Regions from separate parts of the Mus musculus genome. Here all the other regions are linked to region 1. The links are chromatin loops, found by intact Hi-C in ENCODE. Cell type or tissue: left cerebral cortex. All regions are shown on one strand.

Region 1 (8,000 bases):
CACAGGTGACAAAGGGCCTCTTGAAGAGCAGGGACAGGCCATCTCGAGTCCTCTGTGCCTGGAGCAGCTGGTAGTCTTGCTGGGAATCCAGATGGATCTGCCCTTTCCGGTCACTCCAGGCATCCTACAGAGACAGGCTCAGGGTCTGAGCAGGAAGGAGCCCCTACCCAGGTGGAGCACATATCTCTATTAGAGATCACAGCCGCTACCCCGAGTGAGTCACCAGCTCCACAGAACACCCAGCAGGGCTAGGAAGCTGCTGATCGTTGCTCCCGTTGGATTTTATCTGTCTCATTCTTTTTCAGTGTTGGGATCAAACCCAGGGCCCAGTGTATGTAAGGGCAGCAGGCCTCCCTTGAACCAAGTTTTCTAGCCCCCCATATTTACACCCCATTCTGTTGCCTATCCTACCTGAAGCTGTACCCCAAATCAGCTTCCTTTCAACCTACCACATGTAAGCTGGGTGCCTGAGACGCCCAGAGACAGTTAGCCATACAGCAGAGCTTAGAGTGAGACCTGAAGAAGTGTACTGCATTGTTAAGGTGAACATGGCTTCCCACAGGACTGCACACTAGGATTAGACATTTGAGACTAGAGCCTTGAACCTACACAGATGATGATGGAGCCAGAGTGGAAAGAGGCAGAGTAGCATTTAAGGTGGCACTCACTCACCCAGGTGTGTGCCCCATGCTTGCATAAAATTGAGAGCAAACGCTGCCTTCAATACTGTACCCTAGGAATCTCTTACTCTAGGCTAGCCTTGCCTGGAGAGATTAAACTGAGGTCTGGGTTGGGGAGGCTGCCTCAGCTGCATTGGCAGCAAGCGTGAGCATTTCCCCAGAATAGTTCCTAGAGCCGAGATCCAGGTCTCCCTGCCTTCCCCTGCAGGGCTCCAGGCCAGGGTAAGGGAAGCAGGCTGGGGTGGCATCTACCAAGTGGGTTCATGACCATCACAGGCCTCTGTTGTGAGGATTGTTGGGGCTGTTTCTACTTAGTCCTACCTCCAGGGCTATCACAGCTTAGGAAAGCAAAGCCTGCAAGAAATTAGCAACATTTCCTCTAGGGACAGCCTCATGGTGGGGCTCCTGTTGGGGTTGCTGCTGACTCACAGCAGGACCAGCCAGGCAGTTGGCATTGCTGCTGGGAAGCTACAGTGCAGACCTGAGCATACTGCTGCCTAAAGAACTCCGTTTCTGATGTCTGTGTTCAAAGGAATTCATTGTGCAAACAAACCTGCCAGGGGTGGAAAAGGCCCCCTTGGTGGAAGCTGCAGCTTGAAAAAGCTGCACCCCGAAGGGGGAAAGGAATGTCAGCCCCACTGGGACCCAACAAGTCTCTTCTGTCTCCCACACACCTCAGACAGACTGTGATTCCAGAGCCACTGTACAGCCAGCCCTGCTCTGTCACCCTGCCTGACAGTTCTGAGCCAATGCCTGGCCTCACTGTGAAACAGGGAGAGTGGCTGCTGCCATGCTCAGCTCAAGAGAGCATCTCCTAGTCAGGTTTAGTAGCTCACACCTATAATCCCAACACTGGGGAAGCTGAGGCAGGAGGATTAACACAAAGCTGAGGCTAGCCTAGTATGAAGAAGAAACATGATCGGATAAAGAAACCATCTCTTCTCTTGTAGATGCAGAGTTAGATTCTATCCCGAAGAGGCCCTGATGGTCCATCCCTCTGTAGAGGTAGGAGGACAAAGAGTAGAACCACAGAGGATATGTGTGGGTATCTATCCTCCGTCTACTGATCCCTGTAGCTTGTAGGGGCCCTGAAGGATGCTCCGGTCTGTAGGAGATTTCCTGTTTGCTACCCTAGCATGCAGATGTTCAGGTAGCTTTTGAACAGAAGGAACCAGAGGCATTCTGTTGGCCTGGGCTCAGCTTGTGTGGTGAGGATGGGGTTGTCCCACACCCGGGTTGCAGTGGTATCTGTGTCTACCTTTACCATCATTGAGTATAGCACAGAAGGCGTGTTTCTGTGTCCCAAGCTGGTGTGCATACTGCCTGCTCTATTCAGCCATATGCCACCTGGCCCACAACAGGTGCACATGTACTGGTAGTGTGGCATGGAGTTGCTATTTGTAAAACTGGAGGATATGCAGGGTCTCTACTCATGTGTGTGTGGGTGGGTGGGGACTCATGGCATGTGGGTCCTCCATCTGCCCTTACTGTCCTTAGGATTGCTGCAACCATTATTTGGGGGTGTAGTCAAGGATTTCAAGGAGAGACTACTTACTGTTCCATTCTCTAGTGAGTGTCCTTATGACGCTGAAGGGCTTAATTCAGATTAGTGACATCAAACACAGAAGCAGTAGGCAAGCTTTCTTTGCTGACTGTAGAGCAGGGCTGTATGAAGCTAGCCAGCTTGTGTGTGTGTGTGTGGGGGGGGTATGGACGTGAGGACAAGACAGAAAGATGGCAGAGGACTCACCGCAAAGTAGGCCCTGTCCCCATCAGTCCAGAGCATGATGAGATCTGCGTTCTCCATCTCTCCTCGATCTGACATTCCAAACAGGACCCCAGCCCTCAGCCCTTGCACCTGGAGCTGGAAGTGGATGATCTCCTGGACATAGCTGACGTTCCATGAGAGCTCTAAAATCCCTTCGGGGTCCAGGGGGATGTGGTAGGGGAAGGGGCTCTCTGGAGGCTCCGAGCCCCGCAGTGCAGCCACCAGGATGACCAGGAAGATGGCCACAGCAGTGCCGTACATGGAAGCCGCCTCACGGACACTGGGGCTTGGGAGGCTGCTCCAACAAGGCTGGTGGCTGAGATGAGCTTGCATGGCAGGGATGAGCACCCCAACCCCACTCTGCCATTTATGCCTGTCCAGTGGGGTTGGGCCAGGCTGCACCTAATCACATTTGTCTGGTGGGGAATTGAATTGTCTTGGTGGCCCTCCCACCAGTCCATGCCCTGGGGCAAACACATCTCCCCTAATTGGCACTAATGACACATGGACATCTTCAGGAGAATCGAAGCAGAGTGGCTGATGTCCTCCAACAAATCTCTGACGCCTGTTGGAAACAGCTACTCTCTGCAGACATAGGTCCTAAGGACACCTCCAGCCACGCCCTGCGGAGGGCCTCATAGGCAGCCAGATACCAGGTCCTCTCCACCTGCTCCAACTGAGGTCTAAGGGGCTCTTTCCTGAGTGACAGTGAGTGGTGGGTTCCTGGCTCTTGTTTTTAACAATACTGGGGGGTGGATAAGTTTCAAACTAAAAATAAAAGGCAGTCCCCAAATAGTCCGTGTTTAGACACTCTCTCCAAGGCCGGCTGTTCCCACTTTTTCTCCTGTTTCCCCACGGGCTCCAGCTGGCGCCACGGCTGCTACAGAAGGAGTGGGTGCAGAGACAGCAGGGCAGGCAGAAAGGGGTGAATGGGCTCTCGTGGCTGTAGGGACAGTACTTAGGGGAAAGGAGGGTGGGGGACATACCTGTTCCCATCTCCCTGAAGCTCTCAAACCCAGGGCTTCCTCTTGCTTCTCAGGTCAGCTGTACCCAGCGCTGTCCCTCCCAAACCTGCCATAGGGCCCCTGCACAGGTTGGCCTTCCTATTGCTCAGCCCTGTCTGTCTCATGATGAGAACCAGTACTGTCCATACCTCCAACACCAGGAAATTCTACTTGGTCTGCTGCTTGTATCCAAAGCCATCCACCTCTGTACCTCACTGTGACTATAGGTCCCTCCAACCTAGTTGTGAGTCCTTCTCTCCTTCCTTCTCTCCCTCTTTTTCTTCCTGCTTCTTTCTCAGAAACACAGTAGCCCAGCCTGAGCCTCTGGCCAGCAAGGCCGATTCTTCACTGAGCTCTGTTCTACAGAGGAAACGGGACCTCAGTCCTGCACACAGGTGAGATCTCCAGATAGTCCCAACTCTGCTCTGGAAAGCAGATAGGCAGAATGACCAGGGCTAATGGGCACATTGTTCTGCACAAGCTAGGACAAGAGTCACAGGCTCTGAGTGGGGTGTGGCTTAGCTAGCCACATCCTGGTTTTCAATGAGCTCTTAGGGCCACCTGGGGCAGCGAGGGCCAGGTCGGTTCCTAAGAAGGGTAGGGCTGCTGAGCAGGAGTCTGACTGCAGCAAGTAGTGTCCCTTTCCTGGATCCAGCCTGAGAGCAACAGTTGCGCTCGATGCTCAGAGGAGAAGCATGGTTCTTAGTAAACAGCAGAGTGACACACACACACACACACACACACACACACACACACACACACACATTTATTTTTAACAGATTCAAAAAGCACTCCCGTTCTGCAGCTAGGAACAAGGCTGGAACGCTGGCAGAAGTGATTCAGCCAACTTCAGAAGTAACAATTACCCAGTCTTCGTAGTTACCAGGGGAGGGAAGCAGGCCTGCCTGCTTTGCTGGCTTTGAGAGACCAGCCTGTGGTTGTCCCCATCTGACACACAAGGAGATAGAACCACACAGAGGGGAAGATGGGTTCCCAGGGTCACGCAGCCATCTGTGGTAGGGCAGGGCAGGGTAGGGCACAGACAAGACAGCATTCAGGGACCCCAAAATGGGTTTTCTTAGCAACATAAGGGGTAGGAGTGTACCCTGACAGCCAAGATCAGGAAAATCCCACAGGAGTCATGAGGATGGGCTGACCAGAACTAAAATCTGGAAAAAACCCCAGATGTTGAGGCAGAGCCAGCAGGGCCCATGGGCATCTATAGCTAGCCTTTCTATGTATGTATTGTATGCATGTATGTATGTATGTATGTATGCTTGTATGTATGTGTGTATGCGTGTATGCATGCATGTATGTATGTATGCTTCTATGCTTGTATGCATGTATGTATGTGTATATGTATGTATGTATGTATATATATATATATGTGTGTGTGTATGTGTGTGTGTGTGTGTGTGTATGTATAAATAAAATTTTTGACACAGATCCTCACTATGTAGAGCAGGCTGGCCTTGAACTCACAGAGATCTGTCTGCTTGCCTCTGCCTCCTGTCTGTTGGATTTAAAAGTTTGTGCCATCACACCCAGGCCTGGGTGCTGGGAATTTGAATTCGGGTCCTCGTGCTCATGAGCAAGCATTTTAACTGCCTGAGCCATCTCCCCAGCCCTTACATTTCAGTGTTGCCTTTTTAATTTATTTATTGTTGTTATCATTGTCTGCCCTTCCTCTTATTAATCTTGTAGCGGACTGATCTGACCCTGGACAGGGAACAGTGGTCAGCTATCCTGTCTGTGTTTCACCTCCTTGTAGTGTTTGGGAGGTCCAGGGCGCGGGGTGTTGTCCTTCCTTCTCTCCTGCTCTTGCCTGCACCCCCACCCTGGTGACTCTGCTAGGGTTTGACTATGTCAGCTGCCTTCCCAGGGTGGGCTGGGGGTGGCACCCAGGACGTCACTGTCACCATGTCAGGAAATAGACTCGGTGTGCTGCTAAATGCCTGGCTTCGCTCCAAGCCTCATCGATGACGGCTGACCTCATTTAGAACCAATTTCAGTGTTTTAATAAGCCCCTTGCCTTCCCGAATTTCTCTGATGCTGGAAGCCTTTGGGAGCTGTAATCCCCCATGGGCTCTGCCACGTGAGGCCATCTGTGGCTACGTCCTGACTGTGGGCGGTGACAACCAGCAGTGTAGCTACTGGAGTGAGGGCATGGAAGCTGGCCTGGGCAGCTGATGCAGACTAGGCAGGGCAGACAGCTCCGCAGCAGGGCCACAGGACTCCCAGCCTGAAGCCGAGCTCCTACGGTCTTCCTTGGGACAGATCAATATCAACCTTGTGACAGGCAACATGTCTCCTTGGGGAGTTGTCTTCTGTCCCCTCAGCCTAAGCCCAGTGGCTGTGATTGAAGGTTGAAAAGGCGCGTTCTCCCGAGGACAAGTCCCAGGATGAAGCAGGATGGATCCATGACGTATGTCTGTGCTTTAGGAAGGAAAGCACCAGGAAAAGCGGCCATGAAAGAATCTGCAGGATGGACATCATTGGAGCCCACTCCAGGAGTGCTGAAACCCACAGAAGGATCCAGGGCCAGGAAGACAATCTCTACAAGCAAGGCCATGTGTGGGGGGTGTCCAGCAATCCCATGTGAACCTGAGCGGGTCACCATGCATAAGCCTTCAAGTGTGAGTGACCCACACCCTTGATGTCTCCTTCAGGGGCCATCTCTTCTGAGTGTGCTGAGTAATGAGAAGGTGAAGGGGGAGGCAGCCTCCCCCCACCACCACATATAACATACCACACACATACATCCACATACGCCACACATACACCTCATATACCCCACACACCATACATACCACACACACCACACATAACACACACACATCACATACACAATACACACACAGCACACATACACATCACACACATACATAAACCATACACTACACACACATATCCCCCTACACCCACACATATATACATACCACACACAACACTAACAAATTGTTTTCCCTCTTTTTGAGGCCACACAGCACGTGGAGGTCAACAGTCATCTCAGCGATCACCAACTCTACAGCAGTCTTTCACCCACTGCCAACCCAAATCTGCCAGTCTAAAGAGGTGAAGCTTATCCCCCAAGGATATCCCTGCTGCAACTGTACTGGCATGATTCCACAGGAGCTGGGTGGCCAAGGCCAGAAGAGTACCAGAGAGGCATGTGACCACCCTCAAGGTGCTTCCTGGTTCCCAAGGTGTCATGGGATTGACATCATGTTCCAATGGCTGTATCCAATAGCAGGGATAGGTAAGGTCACAGAGGATAGGGATTTTAGGTGTGGTTTAGTAGAGTGTAGGTATATGGATATGTATGTTTGCATGTGTATGTGGGGGGGGCGATGCATATGCATGGGTATGTGGGGGGGACGATGCATATGCATGGGTATGTGAGGGGGGCGATGCATATGCATGGGTATGTGGAAACCAGAGAACAATCTCAGATATTCTTTCTCAGGTGCCAGGAACCATTTGGTTGTTGTTTTTGAGACAGGGTCTCTCACTGGCTTGGAGTCACCAAGTAGCTAGGCTGGCTGGCCAGTGACCCACAGAGATCCACCTGCTTCTGCTTGAACTCCAACATTAGGGGTATGTGCCACCATGCTACATAACAGTGGGTTCTGGGGACTGAACCCATGTCCTCAAACTTATACAGGAAAGACTTTACCAGGCGTGCCACTCTTCAGACCAGGCTGAGGATCTTGAAGGGAGAGATAGTCCTAGGTCATCCCAGTGAACCCAGAAGAGGAAGGGAAGCCCTGGAATAGGGTATGGGAGGCTCAGGGTCAGTGTGGATGTAGCAATGGAAGCAAGGTCTAGAAGAGACATCACTGACTCGATGCTTAAAGATGACCCAAGCCAGGTAATATGACAACCTCTAGATGAGGAAGAGTTGGGCTCTCTTGAGGCCCAGGACAAGCTTGTTCTCAGAACTGCATGTTTGAGGGTGCACTGCAGTGACCAGCAAGGTCACATGTACTCCAACCTGGCCCCATTTCCCCAGACTTTGTTCCTCTTCCAACTCAGTCAGCATGATCAGCACTAAGCACCTTCAGGTCAGGCTAGAAACAGACACTGGGTAAGGACTGATACATAAGATGGTTATGTGAAAGACAACCCCAGGTATGGAGAGAGAGAGGCCAAGAGATGAGTAAACAGTATGGTTGTGAGCGGTTTCCCAAGGGCAACTAGACAGGACGAGTGCACCCCAAAACTATCACACAGATAACAAAGAACCAGTTTACACCCTCCCCAGTGAAAGAAGGCACAGGCATCGATGTCCAGGTGCTTGTCTACAGGAAGCCTGAGGAGTGAGGAACTGTGGGTACCACGGATGACCCTGGAGAGGACCCATGAGAGGGAAGTGAGTGGGGGTGTCCTGGGCACTTGCTCAGCACACAGAAGGAACCTGCTCAGGACTGCTGTCACAGTTATAACCTCTTGTGCTCTCTGTTAGGTCTGCAGCCCTGGATCTTCCCTAGATGACAAAGTGTGTGCTTGTGTGTTGACCCTGGCTCTCCTTGTTGGTCAAAGCCACAT
Region 2 (8,000 bases), 69 kb after region 1:
ACAGAACATCCCTGCTCCTTGACCTGGGTACATCTAAGTGTTGAAAGACAATGGTGTCATGTTCTCCCTGAAGACATCACTTACCGGGGCTCATTCATCAAGCACCTTGCCACCAGGGCTACCTCAACCTGGAGACATCTCAAGTGTTGTCACCTCTCCAGCCTCCAGAAAGTTCTCATAGTCACAGCACATGGTAGGTCCCACAGCCAGGATGGCTAGAAGGACCATGGGCTAGCATGCCCATACACAGTTTCAACAGGTTTCAAGAGCAGAGGCCACACAGCTGCTAAAATGTTTGGTCCTGACAAGCCATCCCTGTGAAAGACGGGTCTCAGGGTTCATCTGTCTGCTGGAGCCAGTGGACTGGCTGCTCCTGGGCTAGGACCAGCTTCAGCCTTACCTCAGAATCCCACAGCAGGGCTGCAGAAATGGCATTCACTGGACGAATTTGGACCAGGCAGATGGTGCCTTTCCATTTATCCCACAAGAACCTTTGCCATGGTACAATGTAGTCGTGGGCAGAGGTCAGTAGCAATTTCCCGAGAGACTGGGGTATGATATGGGGTATGGTGTTTGTTTGCTTCCAATTTGTTAGGAACAGGGCAGCGTTGTGTGTTTTCAGTCAGGGCCAGTATGCAGTATGAGCAAAACCGCAGAGTGAAGATGCCCATCTCTACTCTGAAAAGCCCCTCTCCTGAGGTGTCAGAGAATAATTAGGGCTAACCAGTGAGGCCTGGACCTGATTGTCACCTAACAGGTCATGAGATCAAGGATGCTTTTGTGATCTCTCCCCGACTCCTGCCATCCCACCCTACCTCCCAGATCAAGCTAGGCAAGCTCTTTGGGGGTGGCTTGGGACTTCACATGAATGCGGGAGTCTCCAGCTAAGCCCGATCACCATAAAGGCAGGCTCAGAGGAGGTGTCCCCGTGGTCCCAGCCTCAGTACCTGTGGTGCATGTGGCACTGCAGGGCTCATGGGATGAGAGCTTCCACCGGTACATGTCAGCTGGGCTCACACCTTGCTTGCGTGCCTTGGGTCTGGTCCTGAAACACGGTCAAACAGAGCGTGGTGAGAAAGCTGGGTGCTTATAGGCTTAGTCTGCCTCTAAGACACACTCCCCTTAAAGACACATTTTCCTGGGCTCCAGCAAGTACCCTCCATGTAAACCAGGGCTCCACCCTTTGGAACAGAAAAGGAGACATACATGTTGGCCATGAGCAGACGTGGGTACTTCTCATTTCAGGTACTAGAGACTCTGCATTGAGGCACCCTGTTCTTTCAGAGGAACGCTGAGCAATGGGGAACTCACCAGTGTTCTAACTGCTCTTTCAACATCCACCAGCTTCTCACTCCGTCTTCTCGCACACGCTAGCAGATTCCTTCTTCCCACCCCAGAAGGAATCTCAGAAAGCCCTTAGGGCCTGAGCGCTTCCAGAATTTTCCCCAGCTGCCTCCCTCAGTTGGGTTTCTGATGAATGGGGACACCAGCCACTCAGCTTCCAAATTTCAAACTCACAAAGCCCAGCTGCAGGAGGGAGAGTGGCCTCGTCCCCACACTGCATTGCAGCTCAGGTCCACGATGGCTGCACAGGCCAGCTGACGGGAAGAGGCACGCTGGGGGCTGGCCAGCTAACAGCTCTGGTTCTTGGCCAGAAGCCAAGTATTGTTAGGACTGTTAGCTTCTTTGAACCAGCCTCAACACCCTCTGTGCAGGCTATGCGGGACTCTGCAGGGGGAGGAAGCCGCTGCTGCACTGTTATCTCCACCCAGGTTATCTGCTTCAAGACCTGGCCACTCAAATAAGAACACAGTCTCTGAGTCTCATAACCCCTGGGAGCCAAGAAGAGCAGTTGAGGAGGCAGCCCATCACTATCACCATCACCATCACCATCACCACAGCTCCCTTGGGCTGCATAGCCCAGCTCTTCTTTCTTTGGAACTAAAAGGGGCTACCTAAGGGCGGTGCAGTACCACCTTTCACAGGACTTAAATGGACCAGACTCTTTCCTGGGGACCACAGTCACTCGAGAACTGTGGATGTTATAGGCCATTACATTCTAAAAGCCATTCAGTGTGAATCTATGGTAGAGACATCTGTAAGGACTGTTAGTCAAGTGGGTAAGAATTGCGCCTGCATTTGGCTCAGATTGGCTCTTGTCTCCCGAGAGAGTGCTCTGGAGACGAACACTACCCTGCTGTCCTGATAGCACGTCACGCTCTGAGAACCCAGGAAATGATCTACCCACAGGAGCCTCAGTCATGAGTTTACTGATGTGACTCCATGAATTCTCAAGGGGAGGGTGGGGGCAGGAAAGGAGGGAGGCTAGGGCCTGGGCCACCTCTCCTGGGCCTCAAACTGGTCCTTAAGCCAGGCTCTGTGCAGGGAAAGCTCTGCCTTCTTCTCTGCTTATAAACAAAGCTTCAACACTGAGGGGAGGGGAAGGGCGTCTCAAAGCAAAAGATCCTAGCCCTGAGCTCCCAGTGGGACCCACTCACAGCACCAACTGAGGGTGGGCCAAACCCCTCAGGGGGAGAAAACTGGGGAGAAGAGTTTATCCTTTAAGGCTCGACCCAGATAACACTGGAGCTGCCTGGGCCCCTGACACTGCCTTGAGCAGCCTTAAATTCCTCCCAAAAAAACAAAAAGAGAGAAGATGTGCTTGGTGTGGAAGCCTCCATCTTTATATAATTACACACTTCTCAGCCACAGCCTGCATGACTCATCCCTGACTCAAGAGCTAGCCGCCAGGTTCAAAATAACCCTTTGGATTTTAAGCTCTAAAGGTATTTCTGGAGGGGCTGTCTACACCCACTCTCCGGCACGTGTGGGGTGCTGGGTGCTGCTTAGATCACAGTGCGTACCTATCAGGTTTTCTTGCTGGAAGGTGCACCAAAAGTGCCACACCCTGGAAACCATCACCACCCCAATATGGAAGAGCCCTTTCCTCAGCGGTGATGGTTTCTGAGACACCGGTGGCCACTTTTCTGGGTTCTTGCCCAGTGCCTGGCGGGACACAGGCTCCTGAAATCCCCAGAGAGCAGAGCTCTGAAATGACTGTTTGTTTATAAATGAACCAGAAATTCTCTTCCTACCACCCTCCAGGCTTCAGAGTGTGCCTTTGCATCCCAGACGCCTGATCCCAAAGTGTCTGGTGACAGCCCCTCCCGGGATTGTTTGAAGCCTCTCTAGAAGATGAAAATAGCCCTTCCTTTCTAGGCTGTCCCTTTGATTTCACCGGCTCCCGGAGCAGACTTGACTTCCTATGTTTGGACAACACTCGGAGATGTGGCTATTTCGGCTTGGTAGTTTCCCCCATGGCCTCCCTCAGCCCATTATCTCCCCAGACCATCTTTGGTCCCCACCAGCAGCATCCTTTGATGGCAGTCGGTTGGGCATCTCACTGAGCTGCACTTTTCTGAGTGCTGACAACCTGTTTTAATGACTTGACTCTAGGAATCCAGTCTGTCCCACAGGGCTAAGGGGGCAAGGGAAAGAACAGATGGACGCTTTGGAATGTGGCTTAGGGATTCTGGACTATGTGGCTGCTAGTCCCTTCTCAGCTCCTTCCCAAGAGCCTAACACTCATGGTAGTTGTGAGCACTCCCTGCTCTATGCATAAAAAACGTTGAGTCCATCCCAGCATCAGAAGTCTGTTAGCAACATGGTTCCCATTTAGGACATTTAGATCTGGGGACATTTGGACTGTCAACCTTTTAGAAAGATACGTAACAATCCAGACTCACAACCTCATGTCAGATTCACTTACCCGTGCTTTCCCACTTATCTCCAGGCTCCTGGCCCTTCTAGCTAGATCCCTCTACAATGACTCCTACTCCATAGGGCAGTAAGATAGGGCAAGGAGAAGTGCCTCTTACCTTGCCTTGTGAGTCCTGTTCCCAGCCAAGTTGGGGGGGCTGGCACTGGTGTTGGGGAATGGGGCCTCAGAGGAGGTGTTGATCCTGTCACTGCTCAGCTCCAGGTAAGACCCATTGATCAAGTAGGCAGCAGGCCCCTCATTCTCCTCATAATCCACATAGAGGCTCTCAGCTGGGGAGCTTCTGGGAGCACCCTGGGCAAAGATGCTATTCATGGTCTCATTGAGTGAGAACTCTTCTGATTCAGAGCCTGTGCCCAAGAGCTGGTCGGAGATGGTGTTGGCTGAGAGAAGCTCGTGGGAGGTGAAATGGGCACTGATCTCCCGGTCATCCTTGTCCGCGGAGAAAGCTCTCCCAGTGGCATTGTGGTCTGCAGAGAGACAGGTGTTTCAACAGCCATGCTGCTCTTGTGTTGATTGTCCCTCCTACTCCCACACATTCCTGTGTGTGACAGGTGAGTTACATGAACAGGATGAATTCATGGGGCAGGGAAAAAGCAGGAGTCCCCAGATTCTTCTCCATAAGACACCAATATCATCGAATGATAGGAAACCCAATGATCACTGCAGACGGTTTGGCAGTGTCCCCAAAGCCCAGGCTCGGCTGGAAGTTCTGCATCAGATCTGGTTTGGAAAGAGGATCTTTATAGGCTCATGAAATAATATAACCTGGATTTAGGTTGAATCTTAAATGACTGGTGCGTGGCTAGGAAGAGAGAACACAGACACGTAAACCTCAAAAAGTCCAGCACAGGAAAGAAGTATGTGTGAGGCAACACACCCAGGACCCCCAGCAACATCCATTAGGCCCAGTGCTACCCAAGTGAGCCACAGGGTAGAAGAGCTGGCAGATCACTTCCTCTCTCTAAGCCCATCTCTTCCATCAGACTCAGACAGCCATATATGGTTCACCCTCAGCAAATGTGGGGTCTGCATCCTAAGAATCAGAGGGTGAAGGGTCCAAATATTTTGAAAAAGAATTTCATGCTGTCTGGGTCTGGTGGCGTACAGCTTTAATCCTAGCACTGGGAAGGCAAAGGCAGAGACAGATGGATGTCTTATGAATTTGAGACCAGTCTGGTTTACACAGCAAGTTCTAGTCTCACAGAAGGAGGAGAAGGAAGGGGAAGAGGAGGAGAAGAAAGAGAAGAAGGAGGAGGAGGAGGAGGAGGAGGAGGAGGAAGACTTATATCTATATTAAGCAGATTTTGACAGTTAATATTGATTGTCAACTTAACAGGCTCTAGAGTCACCAAGGCGACAAGCTTTCTACACTTGTCTATGAGGAGTTATCTAGATTAGGTCAATTGAGACAGTGAACACCAGCTTCCTTTCTCTCCCTCTGCTTCCTGACTGCAGGTGCAACGTGACCCACTGCCTTAAGCTCCTGCCGCCATGATGGAAAGTATCTCCTGGGATTGGGAGCCAAAATAAAACCTCCCCTCCTTCCTGGGGTTGCTTAGTCGGCATTTTGTCAAATCAACGAGAGAAGTATCTAACCCACTGATATACCAGTTCCATCCTGTGTCACCTTGCATTGACTTAAAGTCAATTGCTACCCACAGTACACACACACTGCATCTAGTACTGGGGTCAGCTCTGATGATCAATGCAGGTTCTCTGCAAACACAGCACAGTATACAGGGATTTGAGTAGCTAAGAAGCTGAGAATTTGGGTGTTCAAGAGCACCCTATAGCCAATCTGCAGAACTATGGCTGTATAGCTCTGACTTCACACTCTGCCTGCCCAGAGAGATGTGCAAGCAACTGAAATTCTCCTTAGCCTCTTCTGCAGACTTCAAAGAAGACCAACACTTCTCACTTGAGGCCTCTGCCCCTGCGGAGCCCAGGCCTTTCCCATACCCACTCTTCCTCTTTCTCACCTTGGAAACCCTTGCCCCTGGGAGGTCCCTCACAGACCCCACCGCTGGCTTGCTTGCACACCTCGTTGGACTCCTGGCCTCTGCTTGGACCTAGCTCCACCTCAGGGGCTGGAGGCTGAAACAGCTGGCTGTTCAGGCCCAGCCTCTCTGAGGAGGTCTGGCGGTAGAGTGAGCCATTGTGCTGCATGAAGCCCAGCAGCCTGGCACTGTCCAGCTCCTGCCGCTCGGTGCTCTCTGTGCTCTGGGAGGCTGCCTCAGAGAAGCTGTAATAGACAGGCGGCAGGTGGTGCATGTGAGGTGACTGCAGCAAGGTGTACTCGAAGGTGATAGAGGGGCTTTTGCCGTTCTGGTTCCACACCTGGGAAAGGAGAAGAAGTGAGACCCGGCTCCTGTCCTCTCTCCTTCTTAACACCCAAAAACCCTTGAGACCAAACAGCCCTGGGTACATTTCCCAAGGAATCACACCTGATCCAAGAATGTGGCCTCATGCAAATGTCCTAGGACGGCTGTGCCTTGAGACTGTGAGTGAGGCACACCAAAATGGGGAGAGGGGTAGGTCACTTTGAGAGCAGAAAATGGGGGACACACTGCATGTCACTGCCATCATGGGCCAGACATCCTAATAGCACTGGTCTCATTTTATCTACCCAGGACTTCAAGGGCCTCCAATGAGGGATCAAAATTCAGACCATGCCCCTGTCCAGGACAGCATTGAAGGGTCACCTGGTCATGAAGCTACTAGGAGATAATCAAGGCCTTTACAGAGACCACAAGTGACCTCTCCCCTAGACAGACTTCAGTGCCTTTGTTCAAAGTCACTTCCCTAAGATCTGGAAGCTGACAGTAGTGGATTTGGTGCAGGACTAACTACTCATGGGGCCATAGAGCTGCCTAGCTAGAGCACAGAGCGCAACAAGGCCCTGGAGGGTGGCAATGAACAACCCACAGAAATCTAAACAAAGCCAAGACAAGCCATAGCAGGATACCAGATAGAGAATGAGTACCATCCAGATGACATCTCAAGGGTGTCTAAGGACAGGATCAGGGACTATGGAAGGCACTTCACTGGAGCAAGATGACAAAGAGAGCCGACACCATTTCAGGCTAAGCAAATGACTGCAGGTGTGGTCAAGAAACTCTGATGCTTAAAGCTTCAGGACAGAGAAGGCAGAAGAGAAGAATGAGCCTGGGTCAGCTTCTCACCCTGCTAGGTCTGCTCCACCAGACAGAGTTAGGCTGCAGCAGTGGGACCCACTTCACAGAGAGATTTGGGTCGAGATAATTGGAAATGGTGAAATCTCAACAGCTAATGAAGCCTTAGGAGAGATGCACATAGACAGCTTCCCTTCCTAAACGTGCCCTTCCTCTGGGCCTTGCCTAGTCTCTCCTGACCACCAGACCAATATATCTGGTAAGGTTATGTCCTTTAGCCACCAGGGAAATCCTAGAGAATAGACAGTTGTTCCTGGGCCTTCAGGAGAATTGCAGCCCACCAGGAGCACCCTTACACTCTGGAACAACATGCTGGCCTGCTAACAGGGAGGGTAGAGCGAATGAGGCTCACACTGAGTGCAAATGCAAGAGGGGTAATTCAAGAGCAGGCAACTCACTGGTGACCACTTCTACCAGGAAGCCCCAGAACATTCTGCTCACAGGTGGGTGGCTGAGCAACACTGATGACATTTAGAAAGACAGTGTGGGACACCCTCCCATGGCAGGGCTGGTGGTAAGGGGTGATGGCAAGTTCTGGACTCCCCGGCAGCTGTAGATATGAGCAGGCCCTAGATTGATAAAGGTGAGCAACAGAAAACAGTAACAGAGGGGCTGGGTAGGTGACTCAGTGGTGGTAAGCACACTTGCTGTTCAAGCAAATTCAAAACCCCAGCACCCATATAAAACCTGCGTGCTTCTACAACACAACTTTTGAGGCACTGGAGCTTGCTAGGCAACCACCCGAACTGAGGTGATGAGCCTCAGGCTCAGTGAGGGACCCTGTCTCAAGAGACAGGCTAGTGAGGACAGCCCCTGAAGTTTTCTTGTGGCCTCCCAATGTGTTCACACCTCTCTCTCTTTCTCTCTCTCTCTCTCTCTCTCTCTCTCACTCTCTCTCTCTCTCTCTCTCTCTCTCTCTCTCTCTTACAGTATCTCAAGTGACAGACACAGAGTCACAGGAAACAGAAAAAGAAACACCCCACACACACCTTGGAAGTAGACACATGGGCTAAAAGGGTCCTTCTTGA
Region 3 (8,000 bases), 60 kb before region 1:
GGGGCTTTAGGCCAAGTGGAGAGACAGATGTCCTGAAAGCAGCCTCCGGGTGGTGGAGATAGCTCAGGTGGTGCAGTGTTTGCATGTAAGCATGAAGAGCCCACATATAAAAATGGGCCTTGTGCCTCAGTGATCCCAGCACTGGGGAGGCAGAGACAGGAGGGTCCTAGCCTAGTCAGTGAGCTTCAGGTTCAATGAAAAACCCTCTCTCATAACACAAGGTGGATGGCATGTGGGAACTTCCAAGGTTGTTCTCTGTCCTCCACACAGATGTGCACACACACACACACACACACACACACACACACACACACACGGACAGATGGACGGATGGACATGGGTGTCTGCCCCAGGGCTGCAGCAGTGCAGGAGGTGGGGTCTGGGTGGTAGAGGGCATGGTGAGTATGTACAGGCATGTATCAGAGCAGCCAGGCTGAGCATAGAGAGAGACAGACATCTCACCACAGTCTTCTTGGGATACCATCTCTGTTTTCTGGAAGACTCAAGATCAAGTTGTCCCTGACATGGTTCCTGACTAAAGCCTTATTGGCTGCAGACAACCACTGTCTTGCTATGTCCTCTTTAGAGCACAGCACATCCCAGCAGGTCCTTCTCTGGACTGGCACTCTGGGATTGGGACCCACTCTTTGATCTTATTTAACCCCAATGCTCTCCCTATAGGCTCAGTCTCTGGACTATGAGACTAGTGGTTTGGGCTTCAGTATATGTGCTGCTGGGGGGCAGGCACAGCTCAGCACATGGCAGCTCATTCTCTAGATTATGGATTCTTGTGAGGCAAGGGCGCTGTGGGAGCTCTGGGGAGGAGCAGCTACCTGCTTCCTTGAGCACTCTTGGGTATGAGTGGTAGGTGCCCTGGCTCCGTATCCTGTGTGGTGTCTGGCCTTGTGTGATGGGCTCTCTCTGTCTTCACCAGGAGCTGCTTGGACAAGGCTGTGTGTTTCAAGAGCGACAGGGATGGGAACGGCCGGGATGGTTCAACCCCCAGGAAACAGCTCAGGTGAGCAAAGACTCTTGGCCACCGGTTTATGTAACTGGGAGGCCCTGGGCCTCTCATACCCCTTTCCATCTCAGCATCCTCCCAGCCACCCAAGTCAGGCTGATCCAGTGTGCCTCAGGCTGTGGCGACAGGTCAGTTGTCCGCACCCAGGAAGCTGAGAGAGTCCTGAGCACCTCAGCGGTAAGACTCCTTTAAAGGCTTGCTTGCAGTGGCCCGGCTTTCCACACCCACATGGGCACGCCCTGGATGCCAGCACAGACTCACAGTGTGGACAGACTGGAGGATCCCCCTGAGGAGGAATGCAGGCCCTTTCACACACTGTTCGAGAATGTATATTTGGCAACACCAACTGTTAGCTGCTGTTAGTGGGAGGAACTGTGCCTCAGTGTTTCAGTTTATCCACTGAACCATCCCACACGCTGGCCTCTGGGATGCTGTAGGGGTCTCCCCAGAGCTTCCTAGGAACAGCCCCTGAGAGCAGACTACAGAGGCTTTGAGGCCCACTTGTGTGCAAATTAACCCTTTCCTGCAGATCAGCCCCATCGCGTTACAGCGTGACCCTCATCCGGCTTCTCAGTTAGCCAGGTCCACGACTCACTGCAGGGCAAACTCAGGGCCTCAGTAACAGGGCCTTTTCTCTCACTGGTCCTGGAGGCAGAGTCGGCAGGGTGGGCTCAGAGCCTCAGTCCTGGAGGTCTTAGGCAAGGAGAGGTACTTAGTGGGATGGGAAGCCTCGTGATCCTCCAGTGAGAAGACTTTATATCCTACCCAGGAGCCAGTCTGGAAAACCTTGTAGAGTTAAAGCAGATGGATATTCCTTCTAGGGCCTCAGAGACCAGGGGAAGTATGTTTGGCTGGAGAAGGAGAGATACTGGGGAGGGCCTCAAAGATGTCATGGCTGACAGGGGCACTGGGCATAACAGGTTAACTAAGGTAGATCCCCGGTTCCCGGAGTTCAGCTCTTATCCCTGAAAGGTGAGTGAAGCCTACAGTTAGAGTTGCAGCTGTGGAAGAAGAGATTCATAGATTCTTTATTCACCTCTGCAGTGGGGAGGAAGCCACTCAGAGCCTGAGGTCACAGAGGAGGGGGACAGGGAAGGCATCTGACCCATGTGACAGATCTCAGGGGATGGTGGGACAGTAGAGAGGAGCCAGACACTTGTGCCTTCTCAGAGTTTCTTAGGAACAGTCACAGATACCAGTCATACCTGCCTAGCTTCATGCCCTGGCTTCTTAGCTTGGTCTAAACCTTGGGGCGAATTTAACCACCTGGAATTCAGATTCCCCCATCTGAAGAATGGGTGGCCCTCCTTGGGAGTTTATGTGGGCCCTTTGAGTGGGGATTTCATGACACCATCTCTGTGGTGGCTCCTACCCACACTTTCACCCTTCCCCTGATGTCCCAGCATCAGGCGGAAGTACTCACAGTTGCCCAAGTTCCTCTCCAGCTCACTTGGTATCTAGGCTTTTCTCTATCCTCCAGTCAGAACCAGTAAGGCAGGGATTAAGCTGTTATCTGAACAGGCACCTTTGTGTTACCTGATCCATTAAAATCCACTAACTGTTCCCCGAGGGAGCTTTATGGAGGACAGGACCAGGCCTGTGTCATGTTCTTCCTAGTATCTGCTTGTGGAGGGAGGAGAGAGAAGGGAGGGAGTGTGTGAGATGTTGTTCTTACTGTTGTGCCCAAATGGCCACAGGATACAGTTAAGGAAGGGGGCCTCTATATCAGCAGGGCAAAGCGTCATAGTAGGGAAGACATGGTGGTAGGAACGGAGGCGGCTGGTCATATTGTGTCTTCAGATAGGACGTGGGGAGCAGAAAGGAAGTGGGACTGGGCTATAAAGTCTCAACCTTCCATCTTCCCCCAAACAGCATCACCAGATGAGGACCAAGTGCTCACTTGTGAGCCTGTGGGAGACATTTTACCTTCAAGCTACAACAGGGAGGGAAGAGGAAGGCAGAGTGAAAGATGGCCTCATTTTCTGTAACAGGTCCTTGACTACGACTACTACGGGGCCTACGGAAACCAGGCACACAAGGACTACACCTACAGCAGGTTGCTAGGCGATGAGTACACCTTCGACTTCCCACCCCACCACCACATGGTAAGCAGCCTGAGCTGGGCCCACAGCTGCCTTCTGTCCCTCCTGTACGGGCCTCTGCTGAGCTGTGTGCGCATGCAGTGTGTGTGTGTGTGTGTGTGTGTGTGTGTGTGTGGTCATTTCTGCACGCACATGTGGGGGGGTTGCTTTCTGAGGGGCTTCTGCTTGCTACAAGTTCACAACCTCTCTAGCTAGCAGTTTTGTGGGAACAATGTAATGTTTTTCTTTCCCTCTCTACTCTGCACTATAATTTTGCCAGCAGTCAGGGTCCTTCAGTATTGCTGCTGGAGGGCAGCAAAAGGTAGGATTGAGGCCGCTGGCTCGGGTAGCTGTCTTTTAAGGTTTCTTTCTTTCTTTCTTTCTTTCTTTCTTTCTTTCTTTCTTTCTTTCTTTTTTTTTTTTTTTTTGAGACAGGGTTTCTCTGTATAGCCCTGGCTGTCCTGGAACTCACTTTGTAGACCAGGCTGGCCTCTCTTTTAAGGTTTCTATTGATAAAACACAATGACCCAAAGCAACCTGAGGGAAGGGGCTATTCCAGCTTTCAGCCTGTAGTCCATCATGAAGGTCAGTAACTCAAGGCAGGAAGCTGGAGGCAGGAACATTAGCAGAGGCCATGGAGGGACAAACCTTACTGGTTCACTCCTTACACCTTACTTAGTCTGCTTTCTTATACAATTTAGGGCCACCTACCATGGGTGGCACAGCACAGCCCTCTCTGAGCTAGGCTTTGCTATATCCATCGTTAATCAAGAAAATGTCCTACAAGTTTGTTTATAGGCAACCTGAATGGAGATATTTTATCAACCAAGGTTTTTCTTCCCAGATAACTCTGGAGTAGGTCTAGAACAAGGTGGGCTTGCCGGCCCTGTGCGCAAGGCCACTGGAAGGACAAAGCAGAAGAAACCAGGGCTGGGATGATGGCAACATTAGAATCTGTTCATTGGCTCAAAAAGTGGGCAGGTGAAGCTGGCCAGGCAGTTTGTGGTCCTCCCCCAATATGCTTGGTTCTCTGCCTATGAGTTTTGAGGTGCTGAGTCTTAGGGGCCAGGCATCCCTGCAGCAGCGTGTGTCCCACAGGCAGCTCACACAGACTGAGCAATGGTAATGTCCATACCACGTCTCCCAGCTCCTTTGAGAATTAAAGTTGTCTCTGGGCATGTATGTCACTATGCCGGAGGCACCTGTGATCCCATGCATGTGATGTCTCACTGTGCATCTTAGGTAGGTGCAGAACCAAGCTCTCAACCTGGCCCTAGACTGTGGGCAAAGCATCAGGAAGATATCAGGCAGGGACTGCCATCAGGCCCCTCACAGTCAAAGTCACTGGTATCTCTGTCTCTCCAGACTCAAATAGCATGTTGTGGCCAATGCTGAAGGCAAAGGCCCATTTGTTCCCATCACTCTCCCCTAAGGTTCTGTGACAAGCAGATATTAAAGCAGATCAGAGCTCTCTGAGGTGGTTGCAAAAGTCAGGAGCTCCACAGAGCAAAGCAGTTGCAGGGCCAGCTCGGTGCTCGGTCCTCACAACCCCCTCAAGGGTGTACATGGCTACGTCTGGCACCTCGGCACCTGCAGCTTCTACAGCCTGTGGGACTCCTGGCCCTGGAGGGTGTGGAAGCTTGGGGAAGATGCCAATTTGGCTTAGCAGCTCCATCCAGCCTCCGCAACTGCACCAGAGACAGTCCCTGCGCATGAAACACACACTTGTTCTCCACATTGGCAGCTTCCCCAGCCAGGCAGACAGCGAGTGTCAGCCTGGGGAACTGTTTGGGTTTGGGTCAGCAGCTCTCACAGTGCCAGAAAAGACACCTCAAAGCCTGGTGGACAGGGAGCGATCCTTAATGATGTCTGGAGAGAGGCAGAAGAGCTGGGGCCTCAGGAGGCAGCATGTTGTGCCAAGGTCTGGCGTTTGCCCAGAAGCCAGTTGCAAGGTCTAAAAGGCTGGCTTCTATGCCCAGCTCAGCCATGGGTGTGGCACTGGAGACCTCCACTGTCACCCTTGTGATGAGGAGCTCTTTGTGGCCATGCTAGGAGAATTTCTGAGGCTTTTTCCTGTACTGCTATGAACTCCGGAGCCCTGGGGATACCAAGAGTTGGTAGCAGCCATCTCACTACTGATGAACAGAAGAAGACAGGTCCAGCTTCCAGACACAGTGGCTGTCCAGCCCATAGCAGTGGCTCCCACCACCGCTATCTGTGCCCTCAGTAATGAAAGTAAGGTTGGCACAGCTGAGCGGTGCCTCAGAGGAGGCAGCGAGAGGTGTGTACTCCTTTTCGTTGTTAACAGCTTTATTGAGACATAATTTCCACAGCACCCAGTTCATCTATATGAAAGCTTTCCATTCACTGTACCCAGCAAGTTCTTGGGGGCAATGTCATTTCTCCACAAGGAAGCCCCACAGTCACCAGGAGTCACCCCCACTCTATCCCCAACACAGGATCACTAAGGGACCCTGTCTCGAGAGGAAAAGATGGAAATTGATAGCTTAAGACACCCAATGTCCTCTGGCCCCCGCAACTGCATATTGGCACAGCCCATACATGTACATGCACCATGCCCACATACAAGCCTAAAATAAATACATATCCTGGATGCGAGTCCCTTATTTGATTGATGCGGAGTTCATAAGAGTTTCTCCCATTCCCTTTTTGCTGTCATTATGGAACCATTTGCAACACAAACTAATTCTTTTGTGTAAATGTATTAGGTTTTGATGATGTACAATTCATCTCTCAGTCTTGTGTGGCATATGCCTTCAGCATCATGTCTAAGAGTTGGCTGGGCCTCCCCCCCCCCCCACACACACACATTTCTGGGTTTTCTTCTAAGGGTTTGTCATTTGTCTGGAGTCTTGTGCATGGCACAATGAAGTGTTTAAATGTGATTGTTTTGCGTGTGGGCATCCATTTGCTGAGAGGACTCAGTATCCCCATGGAATTCTCCTGGGGTTCTCATAGAAAAAAAACCAATCTCCGCCAACACCATCAGGGAGATTTCCAGACAGGGCTCTGCTCCACTAGGACACACCTCCATTACCAGCTCAGCCCGACACTGTTTTGTCTGCTGTATTTTTTTTTCTTTCCCCAGCAAATGTTGGCTATTATGTCTACTGTGGTCCCCCTCCCCCTGCCCCAACAAGTGCTGGAATCAGGCAGTGAGACTGCATCAACTTGGTTCTTCCTTTTAAAGATTGTTTAGCATAGTCTGTGAATTCCATGTGAATTTTAGTGTGACCTAACCTCCTGCAAAGGACCCAGCTGAGGCTGTGGTAGGGACTGGGTCCGATCTATAGATCAACCTAAGTGTGTGGTCACTTTGCCACACACTTATGGTATCTTCCCATTGGTTTGGGTCATTTTTTTTTTCAAAAACATTCTTCCTAGGGCCTGAGGAGATGGCTCAGTCAGTAATGGGCTTGATGTGCAAGCGTGAGGAGCTGAGGACATAAAAAGTCAGGTACTGGAGAGGCAGAGACAGGAGGATACTGACCCAGCCAGCCTAGCCAATCAGCAAGCTTCAGTGTCAGTGAGGGACGCTGTCTCAGGAAGTAACACAGAGAGCAACTGAGGGAAACACTAGTTGTCAACCCATGGTCTCCACACGCACACACACGCGTGCACACACACACACACACACACACACACACGCGCGCGCGCGCGCGCGCGCGCACACACACACACTTAACTTTTTATAATAAGAACTTTGCATTTCTGCTGACAAGCTTACTTTATTTATTTTTATTGCTTTGGGGGCTATGAAGAAAGAATGGCTCTTTTGGTTTCCCTGAGGACTGCTCCATGTTAATGCACAGACCTGTAGTAGGTTTTGTATAGTGGCTGTCTTTCCTTTTGCTTTTGCTTACTTTCTCTCTGGTTTCTTGAAGAGGAAGGCTGCATCTCTAGCTTGGACTTCTGGTCCTCCTGCCTCTACCTCCCTACTTCTGTGCTCCCATTCCTGGTTTTTAGGGCAATTCTTTTGAACGACAGAGTATACTTCTGACTTGGTGCCCAGTGTCCTCTGTGTGCTTTCTGTTCTAGAGAACAGTGTGCTGTGGTGGCCCCTGAGCTGGGATGACTGAGACTGGGAGGGCAGTGGTAAGGAGGTTCTGGGCAGATGTGTCAGGAAAGGTCCAGCCCCATGTCCTCAGGGGCAGAATCCCACAAAGCCTGTCCTCCACTGGGCCTTCCAGATCCAGAAGGAATGTCTGGCCTGCAGAGGGGCTGCTGCTGTGTTCAACATGTCTTACTTTGGGAAGTTCTACCTGCTCGGGGTGGACGCCAGGAAGGCTGCAGACTGGCTCTTCTCAGCAGATGTCAACCGACCCCCAGGTACTGGGCCCAGGGTGGGATGATGGAGCAGGCAGGCAGCCTGCTGTTCTTCCCCTGGGTCTAACCAGTCTACTGTCTGCCCCTCTATGCCCTGTCACCAACCCCAAACCCAGCGTCTTTCCCCTTTTCCATCCTTTCTTCTTTCCCCTTCCTGGACCCCTTCCCCTTTTGCTCACAGAAGGGAGGCAGGGCCACAAGTACTTGGAGATGCCTCCTGACACCCGAGCCCTGTCACTTCCCCCCTACTATCGTGGTGCTTTCCCTGCATGGTTGCCAGAATTAAAAATCCATAATGCGCCGGGCGGTGGTGGCGCATGCCTTTAATCCCAGCACTTGAGAGGCAGAGGTAGGCGGATTTCTGAGTTCGAAGCCAGCCTGGTCTACAAAGTGAGTTCCAGGACAGCCAGGGCTATACAGAGAAACCCTGTCTCAAAATCCATAATGCTTAGTTAAAATGTAATCTCGCGTAAATAATGAACACTTTTTGTTGTGGTGTATCCTGTGAAATATTTGGGATAATCAACTTTTTTTTGTCACCCGCCCACCCC

What was found. Peaks named below come from ENCODE experiments on the same cell type or tissue, not always from the same donor. Only the 100,000 strongest peaks of a DNase experiment are listed, where the experiment ranks them.
Region 2: a loop joins it to region 1, with 8 times the contacts of the local background. A loop is called at or near these places in 2 of 42 quality-filtered maps.
Region 3: it touches region 1 in a loop (4-fold over the local background); 6 of 42 quality-filtered maps call a loop at or near these places.

Annotation. Positions count from the first base shown.
Region 1 is chr2:27,160,297-27,168,296 of GRCm38, reverse strand. It overlaps Dbh (dopamine beta hydroxylase), which reads right to left and starts at 2,790. Exons shown (of 12, transcript NM_138942.3): 1 at 2,431-2,790; 2 at 1-124. The coding sequence starts at 2,781. It overlaps Dbhos (dopamine beta hydroxylase, opposite strand), which reads left to right and starts at 5,594. Exons shown (of 7, transcript NR_040524.1): 1 at 5,594-6,088; 2 at 6,440-6,711; 3 at 6,919-7,049; 4 at 7,918-8,000. In left cerebral cortex, a CTCF peak has its summit at 1,044; DNase peaks (open chromatin) are centred at 3,300, 3,811, 4,255, 5,415 and 3 more places; H3K27ac peaks cover 2,422 bases.
Region 2 is chr2:27,091,651-27,099,650 of GRCm38, reverse strand. Adamtsl2 (ADAMTS-like 2) reads right to left here. Exons shown (of 19, transcript NM_029981.2): 10 at 5,761-6,118; 11 at 3,879-4,248; 12 at 948-1,045. Among named protein-coding and RNA genes, the nearest start is that of Gm36882, 7.1 kb to the left of the region's middle. In left cerebral cortex, no CTCF peak of the experiment used is centred here; DNase peaks (open chromatin) are centred at 1,593, 2,224, 2,785, 3,090 and 1 more place; H3K27ac peaks cover 3,622 bases.
Region 3 is chr2:27,220,095-27,228,094 of GRCm38, reverse strand. It overlaps Sardh (sarcosine dehydrogenase), which reads left to right. Exons shown (of 21, transcript NM_138665.2): 12 at 935-1,018; 13 at 3,013-3,126; 14 at 7,314-7,452. Among named protein-coding and RNA genes, the nearest start is that of Sardh, 23 kb to the left of the region's middle. In left cerebral cortex, no CTCF peak of the experiment used is centred here; DNase peaks (open chromatin) are centred at 1,327, 3,070 and 4,781; H3K27ac peaks cover 961 bases.